2 separate regions of the Homo sapiens genome follow, and region 2 is linked to region 1. A link is a contact called in ENCODE Hi-C data. All regions are on one chromosome and are shown on one strand. The core of a region is the stretch at or near the end of the contact, and the rest is flanking DNA. Distances in the headings are between cores, read along the strand shown.

Region 1 (2,970 bases), core at 1-2,500:
CGTTAAATCATTACGTAGTATATGTAATTGTTATTAACCTCATCGTAAAAGGTGATGCTATGATTCATGTTGCAGACATTATTAACTGGAACAAATAGGCGACACTATTTGGTTCGTTCTTATTTTGCAAATGGGCGAATTGAGGCCCGCAGCCATAAGTGATTTGACGAAGACCACAGACTGATTCGGAGACAGGAGGCAAAATGACACAGGAATGATTCACAAGCCTCTGTCACAAGGGAGTTTTCTGCTTGTAACTTATCAGGGAGGCAAATTTTCTGAAATCATTTTTTCAAATCTCAGATCCATGACTTTTCTGTTGAGCAATGCTGCTGCTTCCTCTCAGCCTCCGCCCACCACCACCACTACCATGTTTAGATGTTGTATTTCATTTAAGGATTTTTCAGTTTTCCTTCCTCGCTGAAAAAGTGATACTGAAATACACTACGAAAACTTTTGTCCTCCCTCCAAAACAAATATCTTACCAGTCACAACTCCACCATTATAACAGAATTATCTTCATTTTTTACATAGTCTTTCTTTTTTGCCACAGTGACTTGTTTTTACATAGCTGAAGTCATAATGAGTAGGCTAGTTTATATTCAGACAATTTTATTTACCAATTATAAGGCGTTTTCCATTCTGTGCAATCATCATTTCAAGTATGTTTCTGATTAATACTTGTTAATTTTGGAATGTAATGTACATATATGGAAACTACTGAAGTTATTGAAGTTGTATGTACATACATTGAAACTACTGAAGAAAATCAGCAATAATTCAACCACCCTCGGAATAACTGATGGATTTCCCCAGCCTTCACATATATGCTTCTTATTTTAAGAATTGAAACTAATGCTGCATGAACAGGTTTCTATTTGCTCCCTGCCCCCTTCGTTTAAAAACAAGGTGGAGACTAAAGGCTCTCAGCCTCAGTTTCTCCATATGCAAAATATCAGGATTAAATAAGTCATGCTAAGGGCTGGAACAAAGTGAGGGCTCTGCAGCGTGTACGCCGGGCACTCAGCCGTGGATGGCAGGGGACGGCGTTCTGTCCCCGGGACGGAGCGCAGGCCTGTAATTGTCCCTCCCGCCTAGGCCATCACTTTCAGGCTTGGGTACGCGCCGCCGTCTGCTCCCCTGGGGCCGCCAGGGGGCGCTGTGGCCCCGGTGCGCGGCAGCCGCGCGACACGGGCCCTCCCTCGGAGTCTTCGGCACCGCCCTGTCCCAGCCTCCTTTGCGGGTAAACAGACATGGCCGGCGAAGGAGATCAGCAGGACGCTGCGCACAACATGGGCAACCACCTGCCGCTCCTGCCTGGTAACCGCCCGGAGTAGTTCCCTGTAGTCGGGAGTGGGGCGAGGCTCGGAGCCGCTAGCGGTGCAGCTGGGCCTGGGAGGCGGGCGTGGGGGCGCCAAGCCTGGCGAGCCAGCCCAGCAGGGCCGCACCGGAAAGCTGCTTCACGTCGGCCCTCGGCCAGCGATGGAGTCGCGGCGCTTTCTTCGCTGCTCTGTTGCCCCGAGCCGTGAGCCAGGGTGTCGGGGGGAGCATTTGCTATTAAGAACAGGAAACCCATCCTCTCCATCCTCCTTGTGTTCTGAGTTTAGCTCCTAGGAAATGCTCTGAAACTAGAGGACCGGGTCAGATTCACAGCGGTTACTTTTGCTGGTCTCCTTCCTTTTAATAAGAGTGACAGCTAACATGTACTAAGCACTTACCATGTTACGAGCCGTGCAGTTAACGCTTTGCATGCATGTCGCCTTTTAATCCTTCCCACATCAGTTTTCAGTTTCCGATTTGATAAGCGAGTATTGGATTTGCAGATTAGTTCAATGACTTGCCCAAGGTCACACAGCAGAGTCAGGATTCCAACCCGGGTGTGTCTGTCATTATATCTCTAAACCACTTCTCTGTTTTGTTTTTCTTACTATCGGTCTTTCTCAGGCATGTACGATTATGCTTAATCAGAGATACTTAGTTTTTCTTTTTCCTGTATGTTGTGTGAAATGTTTAGACTTTGGCCTTGTGTTGAAATACTGAACAAAAAAAAAAATGCATGGAATATTGCATAAACTTTTCATGGAATGCCTTTCAAGAGATGCTTTCCAAAAGGTGTATCATCCAAACTTGAAAGTATTACTTGAGTCCCTTCGTTATATGACAAGTATGTTAGGTGTTGTGGAGATGAAACGAGAGGTAATACACAATCTGATAATTGAGGTTTACTGTCTAGGCGGGGCTGCTGAGAATATAACTAAACGTAAATCAACTGCAGAGGCGGTTGATTTAGGGCCAGATAAATGAATGCTGTTGTGGCTCTTCAGAGGCAGAGGTTGTTTAAGGGTCAGAGGATTTGGGAAAAAGCCTTTCAGGTAGATCAGGAGACATCTAAAAGCACATATTTAGGATATGGTTGTGGGACATAAGGCCTAGGAGGTATATTGGGTCTAAGTTGCTGGGAAACTGGCATCTCTTGCCAGTGGGTTTGGGTTTTTCCTGTGGATTGCCAAGAAACAGTTTTAGGTTTCAGGTAATTGCCTAAAGAAATCTATGCTTGGAAGATTAATTTGTCCACTGGTAGCAGCATGGATTAAAAGAGGAAGAGACTGAGTGCGTGCCCACCATATAGGAGAGAACTTTTCTGTAAAAATAAACCATAGTCACTGGTTGTTCTCGAAGCCATTCTAGCTGAGTTGACACAAGGGTAAGTGTGCCAGCCTTTGATGGAAAGCTGAGCTATTTTTTCAGAGACATTAGCCCTACTCTCTGTGCCAAATCCGGTGTTTCAGGGAGAATGGTGAATAGAAGAGGGAGGATACTGATCTTCTGTCGACATTCACATCGTGCCTCTGCATGAGATGAGTCATCAGACTTCACTGATAGCTCTGAACAGTCAGCGTGGTTTTTTGTTTGTTTTTTTTTTGTTTGTTTTGTTTTGTTTTTTGTTTTTCAGAAAAGCGTCGGGAGAGG
Region 2 (3,217 bases), core at 450-2,949, 1.5 Mb before region 1:
CATTGACTTAACAATTCCACTTCTAGGAGTTTCTCCTAAGAGGACAACCTGGCATATGCACAAGGCCATACAACTTTTTTCAGAATGGCAAATGTTGTCAAGATCCTGAATATCACTCCCTACCTAACGTCTGCCCATAGAGGCTGCTTATCTAAAATGACAGTACTGCCAAACAAGGAAGTAACCGTGTAGCCATTAAAAATGAGGATAGAGGCCAGGTACGGTGGCTCACGCCTGTAATCCTAGCACTTTGGAAGGCTGAGGCGGGCAGATCACCTGAAGTCAGGGGTTCAACACCAGCCTGGCCAACATGGCCAAACCCCGTTTCTACTAAAAATACCCCCAAAAATTAGCCAGGTGTGGTGGTGCATGCCTGTAATCCCAGCTACTCAGGAAGCTGAGGCAGGAGAATCACTTGAACCCAGGAGGTGGAGGTTGCAGTGAGCCAAGATCGCACCACTGTACTCCAGCCTGGGCAACAAGAAAGGGAAGTGAATAGCACACTCCTGTTGATACTTTAAAATGTGGAGACACAGGAACAGAATAGGGGGTAGGAGAGTAGGGAAAACATCAAAATAAAACCCAAGGTTATCTTTGAGGAACACAATTTACGAATCACATCAATTAATATTTTTTTGCTTTTCCTACTCACAGATTTTGGAATACTCCTCCTAAAATACAAGTGTGTAGTTTCTTCAAAAACACCTTCATCATGTCTCTGTGTCAGGTACTCTGAATTTTTTAAAGTCATGCCATGGCTCATGTCTGTAATCCTGGCACTTTGGGAGGCCGAGGTGGGTGGATTGCTTCAGCTCAGGAGTTCAAGACCAGCCTGGGCAATGTGGCAAAACCCCAACTCTTCAAAAAATACAAAAATTAGCCAGGCATGGTGGTGTGTGCCTGTGGTCCCAGCTACTGGGCAGGGAGGTGGGAGGATCACTTAAGCTCAGGAGGCTGAGGCTGCAGTGAGCCGGGAACATGTCACTGCACACCAGCGTGGGTGATAGAGTGGTGAGACTGTCTCAAAAAAAAAAGAAAAAGGCATCTTAAATGTGTTACCTTTTCATTACTTTAAAATCCTGATAATTTAAATATCTATTACTCTTTTCCCTTGAATAATGGGTTGCGGGCTGTTTTTAATTTCTAAGGGGAAAAAAAACACTCTATGAAATGGTTCCACCACTATTATTCACCATGTTCCCTAAGCAACATCAAGGTCTGCCCCATCATAGCCACCTGTTATTTTATTTCAGCAACAGAGAAACTATTATCGAATGACAATAGAAAGGTGACTGAAACAGTAAGGAAAGGTTATTTTGTTAAAGTCAACAAGCTCTGAATCATGTAATGCGATATTGAAGCAAGGCTTCTAAAAACAAGCAATGTAGTACCCAGACAATAAGGACCTGTCACTCCTCTAGCTCTTCCTAGCTGGTCAAAGCTGTGACTTAAGTAATCATTTCTCAGAACAAAACAATGTAGGTGCTTGTTTCAAGGTAACAGCTATGCTGCTGTCAGAAAACAGTAGTAATGGCCTTTAGAAGAAATTTATGTGATTTGCGGATGGGAAGAAGCTCATTTTGTCAAGAGACCCTTAGGAAAACATGACCAAGAGAGTCAAAATCCAGTTATTCCTGCAGAAGGAAAAAGCATAGACAGTATCCAGCCACTAGATGTCACTCTCCTTCAAAGTGCTGTTGATGTTGCTCATCCTAGTCAAAAGGAAGTCAAGTGGTCTAGACAACTAATTCCTTAAATGGCATTAATTTAAAATAGTCTGACTTCTGATTGGGGTGCTGCATAGTAGTTGAGAAAAATAAAAATGAAAACCCACTGGAGACTGGCCATCAGTTCCAAAGGCAAAGTGGCTGTCCAAAATACAACATCGTATTGGCTGGTGGGAATGTAAATTGAATGAAATATGTAGATAACTTTAAGACACTAGGGGGAAAAGTTCCAGCTAAGTAGGAAAGTAGGAACTGCAGAAAGTGAAGCACAAAGTCAACATTCAAGACCTGAGGCCGGGCCCAGTGGCTCATGCCTGTAATGTCAGCACTTTGGCAGGCCAAGGCAGGTGGATCATGAGTTCAGGAGATCGAGACCATCCTGGCCAAAATGGTGAAACCTCGTCTCTACTAAATACAAACAATTAGCCGGGCGTGGTGACGCACCCCTGAAGTCCCAGCTACTCAGGACGCTAAGGCAGGGAAATCGCTTGAACCCGGGAGGTGGAGGTTGCAGTGAGCTGAGATCGTGCCACTACACTCCAGCCTGGCAATAGAGCAAGACCCCATCTCAAAAAAAAAAAAAAAAAAAAAAAAAAAAGACCTGAAAGTCACATCAGTAATCTTAAATCAGGGAAAAGAACTGGCTTCCTTTTTTATTTTTTAAAAACATAAACAGCATGAGAGAGATTTCTGTTTTTCTCTTTTTTCTTTTTAATAAGGAGTTGACCATTTTTGATCACCTTATGATTGAACTTTTTTCAACCATGCTGTTTTCTTCACAGTTCATTCATAGGAAGGAGTGTCGAAAGGACTTGCTGATGAAACATAACATATAGAGCACAGGTTGCAAATGGGGCTGAAGAACCACATCCAGCCTGAGCCATTTCTTTTGGTGTTGAGTGTATATTTCAAGCCTTAATTGAATTAGTTCCCAACATCTTTTTAAAATTGAGATACTACACTAAAAGCATGGATTTTTATCTTCTCTTAAAAAGTGGAAGACGTGGCAGCAGCTCTCAGCCCACATTCCCAAGCAGTGACAGTAGGGAAGTAGAGCTGCCCCTCCAGACCCACCCATGGGACTCTCCACTTGGCAACACTACCCACCAAGCCCACTTTATTCCTGTTGATTTCCCGTATGGCCAAGAGGAATCTGAATTTACAACCCCTGTGGTAAAAAGTATAGGAGAGGAAAGAGTTGGAGATGTATTAATAAGATCTCACTGAACAAAATGATCTTTATACCAGAAAAGCAAAGTGAGGACAACTAAAGACACATAGACCCTCCAGAAAGATAGCCCCCTATGGGCATATGCACTAAATATACATACATGCAGGACTGACCAACCTTCCCCACCTATTCAACTAGATTCCCATGTTCCCAGCACAGACTTTGAGGAGATTATGGATTGCTGCAGTGACTGGAAGAGGGTGCTACTGATGTTCAGTGGACAGGAGCTAGGGATGCTGGGTAAAGTGAACGCATGTTA

What was found. A loop is a pair of places that touch in the nucleus more often than their neighbours do. Pooled maps may share reads with other maps.
Region 2: a loop to region 1 is called in a pooled map, with 3 times the contacts of the local background. The contact joins the enhancer-like site here to the promoter of CRBN in region 1. A Hi-C loop is called at or near these places in 2 of 50 pooled maps.

Annotation. Positions count from the first base shown.
Region 1 is chr3:3,177,971-3,180,940 of GRCh38, reverse strand. CRBN (cereblon) reads left to right here and starts at 1,250. Exons shown (of 11, transcript NM_016302.4): 1 at 1,250-1,320. The coding sequence starts at 1,254. RefSeq lists a silencer at 1,017-1,186.
Region 2 is chr3:4,632,038-4,635,254 of GRCh38, reverse strand. All of the region lies in intron 5 of ITPR1 (inositol 1,4,5-trisphosphate receptor type 1), which reads right to left. Among named protein-coding and RNA genes, the nearest start is that of EGOT, 120 kb to the left of the region's middle. Within about 2 kb of position 1,699, at least 3 of the 41 ENCODE cell types and tissues checked have a DNase peak (open chromatin) inside an H3K27ac peak, as active enhancers do.